Regions from separate parts of the Homo sapiens genome. Here region 1 is linked to region 2. A link is an interaction called in ENCODE POLR2A ChIA-PET data of the cell type or tissue named here. Cell type or tissue: PC-9. All regions are shown on one strand. Links, peaks and the distances in the headings refer to the core of each region. The heading gives the core; the rest is flanking DNA.

Region 1 (5,967 bases), core at 376-5,375, 1.2 Mb before region 2:
AACATTCTTTGTCCCAGCTCCAGGGCCTCTGTACATGCTGCTCCCCTTCTCCCCATGGCCTCTCTTTGCCTGGCCCATCCTTTAGGGCCATCCCTCTCCCTCAGAGGCCTCTCTGGCCACAGGCTGGATTACAGTGAGCTCATCCCACCCTCAGCGGGGTCTGATGTCTGCCACCCCCACCCCGACCAGGAGCACCATGAGGGCTGGGCCTCGTCTCTTCCATCCACCACTGTTCCCAGGGCCCAGTGCAAGGGTGGTTGCTGCATCACCTCAAGTCTCTCCATACTGAGTGCCCACTGTGCTAGGCACTTCATCTTCACAACAACTTCCTGACAGGTAAGGAACAATTTACCCTCTTCCCAGGCAAGGCTGGCACAAAGCAGTTAAGTGATTTGCTTGTTCTGTTGACTGGGTGTGGTGGCTCACACCTGTAATCCCAGCACTGTGGGGTCCGAGGCAGGCGGATCACTTGAGGTCAGGAGTTCAAGGCAAGCCTGGCCAACATGGTAAAACCCCGTCTCTACTGAAAATACAAAAATTGGCCAGGTGCGGTGTCTCATGCCTGTAATCCCAGCACTCTGGGAGGCCAAGGCAGGTGGATCACCTGAGGTCAGGAGTTCGAGACCAGCCTGCCAACTAGTGAAACCCCATCTCTACTAAAAATACAAAAATTAGCTGGGCGTGGTGGCATGCACCTGTAATCCCAGCTATTCGAGAAGCTGAGGTTGGAGAATTGCTTAAACCCGGGAAGCGGAGCTCGCAGTGTTCCTAATCGAACCGCTGCACTCCAGCCTGGGTAACACAGCGAGACTCCGTCTCAAAAAAAGAAGAAAGAAAAGACTGGGAGCAGTGGCTCACACCTGTAATCCCAGCACTTTGGGATGCCGAGGTGGGCAGATCACGAGGTCAGCAGTTCGAGACCGGCCTGGCCAACATGGTGAAAACCCGTCTCTACTAAAAATACAAAAATTAGGTGTGGTGGCGGGCGCCTGTAATCCCAGCTACTCAGGAGGCTGAGGCAGGAGAATTGCTTGAACTGGGACCTGGGAGGCAGAGGTTGCAGTGAGCTAAGACTGCACCATTACACTCCAGCCTGGGCAACAGAGTGAGACTCGGTCAAAAAAAAGAAGAAAGAAGAGGAAAGAAAAGAAAAGAAAGTAAGGAAGGAAGGAAAAGAAAGGAAAAGAAAAGAAAAGAAAAGAGAAAAATTAGCTGAGCATGGTGGCCCACGCTTATAGTCCCAGCTACCTGGGAGGCTGAGGTCTGGAGGCTGAGGCAGGAAAAGCACTTGAACCCTGGAGACAGAGGTTGTAGTGAGCTGAGACTGTGCTGCACTCCAGCCTGGGCAACAGAGAGAGACTCTGTCTCAAAAAAAAAAAAAAATAAAGAAAAAAGAAAAGAAAAGAAAAAGAAAAAAGTGGGCCCGGCACGGTGGCTCAGACCTGTAATCCCAGCACTCTGGTGGGAGGCCGAGGCGGGCAGATCACCTGAGGTCAGGAGTTCAAGACCAGCCTGGCCAACATGGTGAAACCCCCATCTCTACTAAAAATACAAAAAATTAGCTGGGTGCAGTGGTGCACGCCTGTAGTCCCAGCTACTCAGGAGGCTGAGGCAGGAGAATCGCTTGAACCCAGCAGGCGGAGGTTGCAGTGAGTCGAGATCGCGCCATTGCACTCCAGCATAGGCAATAGAGCGAGACTTGGGCTCAAAAAAAAACAAAAACAAAGTGATTTGGTTGTTCTCAATGCTGGGAAGTTTCAGGGCTGAGATGGGAATCCAGGCAGCCCGACTCCCTGGCAGCACTCCTGCTTGGAGTGATGGCCCGGGGAGGTGGAGGGGGCAGGGCGGGTGGAACCAGGGCACTACCTGGAGGCTGGCACTGGAACTGCAGGACACGGGTCCTGCCATGAGCATCCTGCCTTGGCCGCAGAGGGACACCAAAACTGCTCCGCAGCCATGAACTTGGTCACCACCCAAAAGGCCTCGCTCAGAGGTTCCCAAAGAAGCAGGCCTGCCCCTGGGGGCCTCCAGCTCTAGAAGGTCCCATCGTCTCAGGGTAAAAGTCCCCGTAGAGGCCTATAATGTCTATTGGAGCAAGCCCTTCGTCCCCAAATCTCACCCCCCTGCTTGATGCTCTGGGACTGCTGGCCCCTGCTGTCCACAGGACAGGCGCACCTCCACTCAGGACCTCCCTACTCGCCCCGAGTCCCCCTCCCAGCTGCTCGCTCACGTTCTCCCCTTACCCATCACCTCCTCAGTGAGGCACCTGCTGCCCCCGCATGAACTGCCCTAGCCCCTACCTTGGCTTTGCCCAATTTTTTTTTTTTTTTTTTTTCTGAGACGGAGTTTCGCTCTTGTTGCCCAGTCTAGAGTGCAATGGTGCGATCTCGGCTCACCACAACCTCTGCCTCCTGGTTTCAAGAGATTCTCCTGCCTCAGCCTCCCGAGTAGCTGGGATTACAGGCGTCTGCCACCACACTTGACTAATTTTTTGTATTTTTAGTAGAGACAGGGTTTCACCATGTTGGCTAGGCTGGTCTTGAACTCCTGGCCTCGAGTGATCCACCCGCTCCGGCCTCGCAGAGTGCTGGGATTACAAACATGAGCCAACGTGTCTGGCCATTTTCATCATTTTTAAGTGTACAACTGAGCGGCATGAATTACATTCACACTGTTGTGCAGCCATCACCATCATCTGTTCCCAGATCATCCCGACTGGAGGTCAGGAGTTTGAGACCAGCCTGTCCAACATGGTGAAACCCCATCTCTCCTAAAAAAAAAAAATATACATATATATATATGTATATTTATATACACACACACACATACACAAAAATTAGCCAGGTGTGCCGGGCACAGTGTCTCATGCCTTTAATCCCAGCACTTTGGGAGGCTGAGGTGGGCAGATCACGTAAGGTCAGGAGTTCAAGACTAGCCTGACCAACATGCTGAAATCCTGTTTTTTTTTTTTTTTTTTTTTTTTTTTGAGACGGAGTCTAGCTCTGTCGCCCAGGCTGGAGTGCAGTGGCGGGATCTCAGCTCACTGCAAGCTCCATCTTCCGGGTTCACGCCATTCTCCTGCCTCAGCCTCCCGAGTAGCTGGGACTACAGGTGCCTGCCACTGTGCCCAGCTAATTTTTTTTGTATTTTTAGTAGAGACGGGGTTTCACTGTGGTCTCGATCTCCTGACCTCGTGATCCGCCCACCTCTGCCTCCCAAAGTGCTGGGATTACAGGCATGAGCCACCGCGCCCAGCCTTGAAACCCCGTCTCTACTAAAAATACAAAAATTAGCCAGGCGTGGTGGCACACGCCTGTAGTCTCCCAGCTACTCAGGGGGCTGAGGCAGGAGAATCACTTGAACCCAGGAGGCAGAGGTTGCAGTGAGCCGAGATCGTGCTACTGCACTCCAGCTTGGGCAACAGAGCAAGACGCCATCTCAAAAAAAAACAAAAAGAATAATTAAAAACAATACAGTGTAACAAGTGTAAGATTTCCACTTAGCTGTATTTGGTATCCTAAGTAACCTAGAGATGACTGAAAGTATGTGGGAGTATATGGCAGGATGGAAGCTCAGAAAATCAGATAAGGAGTCAAAGGCATTAAGAGCCCTCCAGCCCCCGGTCCAGGAAAGGCACGGTGGCTCACGCCTGTAATCCCAGTGGGAGGATCGCTTGAGTCCAGGAGTTCAAGACTAGCCTGGGCAATATGGCAAAACCCCATCTCTACTAAAAACACAAAAATTAAGCAGACATTGTAGTGCACACCTGTAGTCTCAGCTACAAAGGAGGTTGAGGTGGGAGAATCACTTGAGCCCAGGAGGCACAGGCTGCCAAGGCAGAGGGAGCCAAGATCACACTACTGCACTTCAACTGAGGTGACAGAGTGAGATCCTGTCTCAAAAGTTGAAAAAAAAGAATCACCCCACTTCCCCAAAAAAATAAGTGGCCTAGACCGGGTGCCGTGGCTCATGCCTCTAATCCCAACCCTGAGAGGCTGAGACAGGAGGATCGCTTGAGGCCAGGAGTTTAAGACCAGCCTGGGCAACATAGTGAGACCCCGTCTCCACAAAAACTACAAAAATTAGCTGGGCGTGGTGGCACACCTGTAGTCCCAGCTACTCAGGAGGCTGAGGAGGGAGGACCACTTGAGCCCGGGAAACAGATGAGGCCTGGTCTAAAGAAAAAAGAAGCGCCCTTGAGAAGCACAGATCAGTGAAGGGAGGGGTCTCGGTGAGGGGACGGGGCTAAGAAGTGGACCTCAGTGGAGAGGTGTGGTGGGCTCCTTGAAAAAAAACAAAAACAAAAACAAAAACACCCTGCCATGTGGGGGCGGGGCCTCAGTGCGGCCCGCCCACCTCCCCCCTTCCCTGCGCGCGGCACTGCCCTTACCTTCTGCGGGTGCGTCCCGGGCAGGGGAACCGGGCACTGGCCGCGGGGCTGGGCTGGGCGCGCGACCGAGGCCGAGGCCCCGGCGCAGAGCCGAGCGCAGGCCACCCAGCTGGGCCTCCGCCGCGCGCCGCTGCACCTCCACGCGGGCCAGCTCGGCCTCCAGGCCTTGTGCCCGGCCCTCGGCTGCGCTCAGCCGCAGGCCCAGCTCTGCAGCCTCGGCCCGCGCCGCCTCCAGCTTCAGCTCCAGGCCGCGGGCGTGGTCCAGCTGCTGCTTTTCAGTGCCACGCGCCTCCTCCAGGGAGCCCAGCAGGCGTCGCTCGCGGGTCCGGAACTCGCCTTCTTGTTCCTGCAGCTTCCGCTGGGCTACCTGGAGCTGGAGTGATGCCAGGAGGTGGAGGTCGGCAAGACCTCTCCCAACCCGACGCCCCACCCCTAAGGCCCAGACTGGAGCCCACCATCCCTGACTGTGTGGTCAGTACAACCCTTTCTCCTTTAGTGCTCGCCACTCAAGCAGGCGGTGCAAAAACATCCCCGTGGGAGGAAATACTAGAACTTGTTTATTAATCTCTTTATTCTTTATACAAGCCTTGTAATGCCCATAGTTTATTAGTAATAACAGCTGGCATTTGAATACATAGGGCTTATCAGTGCCAGGCACTAAGTAACTTTCCAAAAAATATTAACTCTAATTACTACTCTATGAATCGATCTCACTTTACAGAAGATGAAACAGGCACAGAGATGCTAAGTAACTTGTCCAAGGCCAGAGTTAGTAAACTGCAGAGCTGGGATTCAAAGCCAGGCACTCTAGCTCCAAAGGCTGTTTTTTTTGTTGTTTTTGTGGGTTTTTGTTTGTTTGTTTTTGGAGACAGAGTCTAGCTCTGTCACCCAGGCTGGAGTGCAGTGGGGCAATCTCAGCTCACTGTAACCTCTGCCTCCTGGGTTCAAGTGATCCTCCCACCTCAGCCTCCGAGTAGCTGGGATTACAGGTGAGCACCACCATGCCCAGCTAATTTTTGTATTTTTAGTAGAGACAGAGTTTTGCCATGTTAGCCAGACTGCTCTCGAACTCCTGGCCTCAAGTGATCTGCCAGCCTCGGCCTCCCAAAGTGCTGGGATTACAGGTGTGAGCCACTGCGCCCGGCTGTTTTTGTTTCTGTTTTTTTTTTTGTTTTTTGTTTTTAATAGCTTGACAGCAGCTTATTAATCACATGTACTCACAGCCCTGGGGGGTGGGGGAAAGGCGGGGAGGCATACCACACGGGGCCACACGGGGGCTGTGGGCTGCACTTGAGAACACAGTGAACAGCCAGGAAGGTTAAGTGCCCACTGGTTCCAAAGGGAGCTGTGTCCAGAGGCTGTTCCCTTAACCACTAGGCTACATTGCCGCCCTTGCCCATAATTTATCAATAAATTTGCACACAATGGGGGCATGCACTAAAATATCATTTCCTGATGGGATGCATGGTCACACAGACACAAAGCCACCCCTGCCATTTAGAGAGTCAACCTCTCACGGTCACCAGTTTCACTGGAAACCCATCTACTGAGCAGCTGGTTGCCAGGACCTGTGCCAG
Region 2 (5,967 bases), core at 280-5,279:
AGGCTGAGGCGGGCGGATCACAGGGTCAGGAGATAGAGACCATCCTGGCTAACACGGTGAAACCCCATCTCTACTAAAAATACAAAAAACTAGCCGGGCGTGGTGGCGGGCGCCTGTACTCCCAGCTATGTGGGAGGCTGAGGCAGGAGGCAGGAGAATGGCGTGAACCCGGGAGGCAGAGCTTGCAGTGAGCCGAGATCGTGCCACTACACTCCAGCCCGGGTGACAGAGCGAGACTCCATCTCAAAAAAAAAAAAAAAAAAAAAAAAGAACGTAAGTTCTACGAGACAGGAACCCTGTTTAAGGCCAAGTCCCCATCCCAGCACAGGCCATGGGTATCTGCTGATGAGTGCCTGAATCTAGTCCAGTCCCTTCATTTCACAGGTGGGATACCAAGGTCCAGGGAGGAGTGGGCTCTGCCCCAGGTCACACAGCTGGTTCTGGAGCTGGGACCAGACTGGGTCTCCAGGATCTGGCTCCAGGGGCCTTTCTGTGACTCCACAGCCCACACAGCTTCAACACCAGCACAAACATTAATATTTTCTATTTTTCAAATCACCAAAGGATTTCAGAATGAGGAACACAGGGACTCGGGGCCCAAATTCTACCAACGTCACTGTTCTGCCCCAGAAACCTCACCTGGGCACATGCTAGAGAATAACAGGGGGGACAATTTGCGCGCAGAGACTTGGTTCTGGGCACCCTTTGGAAGCTGCACTGATCCCACAAAAGAGTCCTTATAGGGGGCCAGGCGCAGTGGCTCACGCCTGTAAGCCCAGCACTTTGGGAGGCTGAGGCGGGCGGATCATGAGGTCAGGAGTTTGCGACCAGCCTGGCCAACATGGTGAAACCCCGTCTCTACTAAAAATATAAAAATTAGCCGGGCGTGGTGGTGGGTGCCTGTAATCCCAGCTACTCATGAGGCTGAGACAGAATTGTTTGAACCCGGGAGGAGGTTGCTGAGATCGCGCCACTGCACTCCAGCCTGGGAGACAGGGCAAGACTCCGTCTCAAAAAAAAAAAAAAAAGAGTCCCTATAGGGACTACTTTGGGGTCACAGGTGGCCCTCCTTATGCAGTAGGGACCAGGGTCTGCAATCTGCCTTCCTCCATGGCCAGCTGGGTGAGGCACCCCTGTGTGTCTCCTCCCTACAAGGCCACTTGAGTCTCTCAAGTAGACCATGGGCTATACAACTGCACCATCTGTGCCACCTGTTTGGCACTGTAAGAACACATGCCAGAGGGCCACATGAGACCCCTCCTAAATTAGAACCAATTGGAAGAAACACCTTATCTACCACCAAGTCTCACAACCTCTGCAAGGCAGCTGTGCGGTGGCTGAAACCTCACTGAACCCAGCCCACACAAGCATGGCTGGAACCACTTTTCTGAGACTGTTTGCCTGTTTCCCATCCTTTTTTTTTTTTTTTTTAAGATAGAGTCTCACTCTGTCACCCAGGCTAGAGTGCAGTGGCATTATCATGGCTCACTGCAGCCTCCACCTGTCAGGCTCAAGCAATCCTCCTGCCTCAGCCTCCAGAGTAGCTGGAACTACAGACAGGTACCACCATGCCTGGCTAATTTTTAAACATTTATGGTAAGATGAGGTCTTACTGCGCAGGCTGGCTTCGAACTCCTGGGCTCAAGTGATCCTCCTGCCTCAGCCTCCCAAAGTGCTGGGATCACAGGTGTGAGCCACCACACCCCACCAGTTTCCCCATGTGAAATGGGGACAATAAATCCCATCTCACAAGACTGTCACTAGGATTAAACAAGGTGATGTCAATGAAAGCATTTTATAAATTAAAAAATACTACCTACAGGCCAGGTGCGGTGGCTCACACCTGTAATTCCAGCTCTTTGGGAGGCTGAGGTGGGCGGATCACGAGGTCAGGAGATCAAGACCATCCTGGCTAACACAGTGAAACCCCATCTCTACTAAAAATACAAAAAATTAGCCAGGCGTGGTGGCAGGCGCCTGTGGTCCCAGCTACTCGGGAGGCTGAGGCAGGAGAATGGCGTGAACCCGGGAGGTGCAGCTTGCAGTGAGCCGAGATTGCACCACTGCACTCCAGCCTGGGCGACAGAGCGAGACTCCGTCTCAAAAAAAAAAAAAAAAAACAATACTACCTACATATAAAAGTATTGTTATCCTTCCAACAATAGTCATAAATAATATGGACCCCAAAGCAAGTAGAAATGGTGAGATGTGGGTGTGGGCAGTGCAGGGAAACCCATTTTTCTTCTTAGTTAACAGCACTCAACTCCTTCCAGGCTGCTGCAGTTCAAGAGCCTCATTATTTTTTTTTTTTTTTTTTTGAGACAGAGTCTTGCTCTGTTGCCCAGGCTGGAGGATTAGAGTGCAGTGGCACAATCTCTGCTCACTGCAACCTCTGCCTCCAGGTTCAAGTGATTCTCCTGCCTCAACCTCCCAAGTAGCTGGGACTACAGGTGTGCGCCACCATACCCAGCTAATTTTTTTTGAGACAGAGTCTCACTCTGTCTCCAGGCTGGAGTGCAGTGGTGCAATCTCGGCTCACTGCAACCTCTGCCTCCCGGATTCAAGAAATTCCCCTGACTCACCCTCCCGAGTAGCTGGGACTACAGACACACGCCACCACACCCAGGTAATTTTTGTATTTTTAGTAGAGATGGGGTTTCACCTTGTTGGCCAGGATGGTCTCCATCTCTTGACCGCCTGCCTCAGCCTCCCAAAGTGCTGGGATCACCAGCATGAGCCACCATGCCTGGCCAAGAAGCCTCATCTTCTGACACATAACTGCTGGAGTCCAAATGCCGACTTACTACACCACCTCGGCCAAGTCATCAAGGACTACCGGGGGGGTTTATTCGCTTCCTGGCCAGGCTCAGGAAGGTGCCAGTCACTGCTGGAACTCGTGAGGATGATGTTGGGGATAACAGCACTTAAACTTCCTCACTGGGCTTTCAAAATGCATTATCAGCAGGACTTTGACCTATAACCAACAAAGACAATGTAATTACTCAGCAATTTATCAACTTCTCTACCCAGCTCCTTTGATAACCTCAGTGAAAATAGCCTCTGGGTTCCAGTATCTGTTTAAATAAATGGGAGTGAACAGGTGTGTCGAAATACTCATCGGCTGAGTAAGAGATCTGCTCTGGGGCTCTCCACTTAGGTCCCCGCATAAAAGTTGCCACCTTGTCACCATCACCGGAGAAGACAGAAGCTTCAGTGACAAGGAGCCAGCTGTAGAAGGGGTGGGAGAGGATTTCTGAGCCTCCTCAGCAGGACTGACTACATAATTTGTACGATCTAGGACAAAATAAAAATGTGGGGCCCCTTGTTCAAAAATTAAGAATTTTGACTGGGTGTGGTGGCTCACGCCACCCAGCACTTTGGGAGGCCAAGGCGGGCAGATCACTTGAGATCAGGAGTTCAACACCAGGCTGGCCAACATGGCGAAACCCCATCTCTACTAAAAATACAAAAAATTACCCGGGCATGGTGGTGTAAGCCTGTCATTCCAGCTACTCAGGAGGCTGAGGCAAGAGAATTGCTTGAACCTGACAGGCAGAGGTTGCAGTGAGCCGAGATAGCGCCACTGTACTCCAGCTTGGGTAACAAAGTGAGACTCAGTCTCTACAAAAAAAAAATTTAAGAATTTCAGGCCGTGCGCAGTGGCTCATGCATGTGATCTCAGCACTTTGGGAGGCCAAGGTGAGAGGATCGCTTGAGCCTAGGAGTTCAAGACCAGCCTGGGCAAATTTTTGTAGAGAAGTCAACTCTACAAAAATTTTAAAAATAAAAAAATTAGCTGGGCGTGGTGGTGCGCACCTGTACTTCCAGCTACTCAGGATGCTAAGGTGAGAGAACTGCTTGAGCCCAAAAGTTCGTTCAAGGCTACAGTGAGCTATGATCACACTACTGCACTCCAGCCTGACTCCAGTCTCTGTCTCTATTAAAAACAAACAAACAAACAAAAATCAAGAATTTAAAGACAGCAATAGCAGAACTTCAAAACTAGCATAGGACCCTTCTGATCACCAAGCCACATGTGATGACTCCTGGGCCCTTCTTCCTGGGACAACTGCACCAGCTTCTAATCAGCTCGCCCATCTCAGCCTGACCCCTCTCTGCAGCCTGAAGTCCAGACTCTCTAGCCTGGCACCATAGTCCTTTCCTTCTCTCTGACCTAATCATTAACCATAACCCCAGCCCTCTACACTCCAGTCACATCTACAAACTTCCACTTCTGGCCGGGTGCAGTGGCTCACACCTGTAATCCCAGCACTTTGGGAGGCTGAGGCAGGTGGATCACTTGAGGTCAGGAGTTCAAGACCAGCCTGGCCAACGTGGTGAAATCTCATCTCTACTAAATACAAAAATTAGTCAGGTGTGGTGGCACATGCCTGTAGTCCCAGCTGCTTGGTAGGCTGAGGCAGGAGAACCGCATGAACCCAGGAGGTGGAGGTTGCAGTGAGCTGAGATCGCACTGGTGCACTCCAGCCTGGGTGACAGAGTGAGACGCCATCTCAAAAAATAAATAAATAAAAATTTAATAAAAACAATTTAAAAGAGACAATTTCTAAGTGAAAAAGTAACATTCAAAAGAGTTGATCTAGGCTGGGTGCAGTGGCTCATGCCTGTAATCCCAGCACTTTGGGAGGCCGAGGCAGGTGGATCACCTGAGGTCAGGAGTTCAAGACCAGCCTGGCCAACATGGAGAAACAACATCTCTACTAAAAATACAAAAATTAGCCGGGCGTGGTGGCACGCACCTGTAATCCCAGCTACTCAGGAGGCTGAGGCAGGGAGAATTGCTTGAACCAGGGAGCTGGAGGTTGCAGTAAGCCAAGATCATGCCACTGCACTCTAACTTGGGAGACAGAGTGAGACTGTCTCAAAAATAAAAAAACGCTGGGCACGGTGGCTCACGCCTGTAATCCCAGCACTCTGGGAAGCTGAGGTGGGCAGATCACCTGAGGTCAGGAGTTTGAGACCAGCCTGACCAACATGGAGAAACCACATCTTTACTAAAAATACAAAACATTAGCTGGGCGTGGTGGTGCATGCCTGTAATCCCAATTACTCGGGAGGCTGAGGCAGGGGAATCGCTTGAACTCGGGAGGTGGAGGTTGCAGTGAGCTGAGATCACGCCATTGCACTCCAGCCTGGGTAACGCGAGTGAAATCCCATCTCAAAAAAAAAAAAGAAAAAGAAGCTTCCACTTCCTCTGATTCTTCAGGCTTGCTCGTGTTACCGTGGATTTTTGTAGCTCTTTTCCCCTTTCTGGACTTCTCCCCTCTATGAATATCTGGCAAACTCCTACTCATCCTGCAAGGCCCAGTCAAGCATTGCCTCCTACATGAGTGCCTTTGATTCTACCATCCTGGTTAGACCATCACTGCCTTCTTTATCCCAAAGCTGATTTATTTTTTATTTTTATTTATTTATTTTTAAGACAGGGTTTCACCATGTTGCCCAGGCTGGTCTCGAACTCGTGAGCTCAAGTAATCCACCCATCTCAGCTTCCCAAAGTGCTGGGATTACAGGTGTGAGGCACTGCACCAGGCCCCCAAAGCTGATTTCTACATTCTCTTGCCCAGCACCTGGAAAAGGCACTGTGGTGTGGATCTGTCCAGCATCCTCTTCTCCCTTCCTCCAGTTGTAACAACCCCTCCTTTTTTATATGGTTCTGCCTCCCTGGCCCCAGTGGTTATCAATCCTAGCACCCCAGCCACAGTGACTGGCCCTGAATGAGCATGTGACCCTAGCTGGGGTGATTAGAGGCCTTCTAGGGACTGTCTGGCTTCCCTGGAGGGGGTGTGCTCTCTCTTTCCCCTAGGGTTTCTAAGCTGGGGAGATGCAAACCTGGGCCACCTATGCCCATGCACTGTGCCCCACCTCCCCACAGAGAAGGCCAGCCCACAGGCAGAGAAAATGAAGCAAACACACAAACAAGGGAGAGCCAAGAGATGGAAAGAG

Evidence for each region. Peaks named below come from ENCODE experiments on the same cell type or tissue, not always from the same donor. Only the 100,000 strongest peaks of a DNase experiment are listed, where the experiment ranks them.
Region 1: POLR2A ChIA-PET joins it to region 2 with 10 read pairs; 2 of 35 experiments call an interaction of 5 or more read pairs at or near these places.

Annotation. Positions count from the first base shown.
Region 1 is chr1:16,959,554-16,965,520 of GRCh38, reverse strand. CROCC (ciliary rootlet coiled-coil, rootletin) reads right to left here. Exons shown (of 37, transcript NM_014675.5): 27 at 4,391-4,763. Among named protein-coding and RNA genes, the nearest start is that of MFAP2, 18 kb to the left of the region's middle. RefSeq lists a silencer at 4,322-4,511. In PC-9, for the core only: CTCF peaks have their summits at 1,867 and 4,756 (motif pointing right); a DNase peak (open chromatin) is centred at 4,670; H3K4me3 peaks cover 1,095 bases.
Region 2 is chr1:15,777,872-15,783,838 of GRCh38, reverse strand. All of the region lies in intron 8 of FBLIM1 (filamin binding LIM protein 1), which reads right to left. Among named protein-coding and RNA genes, the nearest start is that of FBLIM1, 22 kb to the right of the region's middle. In PC-9, for the core only: no CTCF peak of the experiment used is centred there; a DNase peak (open chromatin) is centred at 2,998; H3K4me3 peaks cover 385 bases; H3K27ac peaks cover 3,231 bases.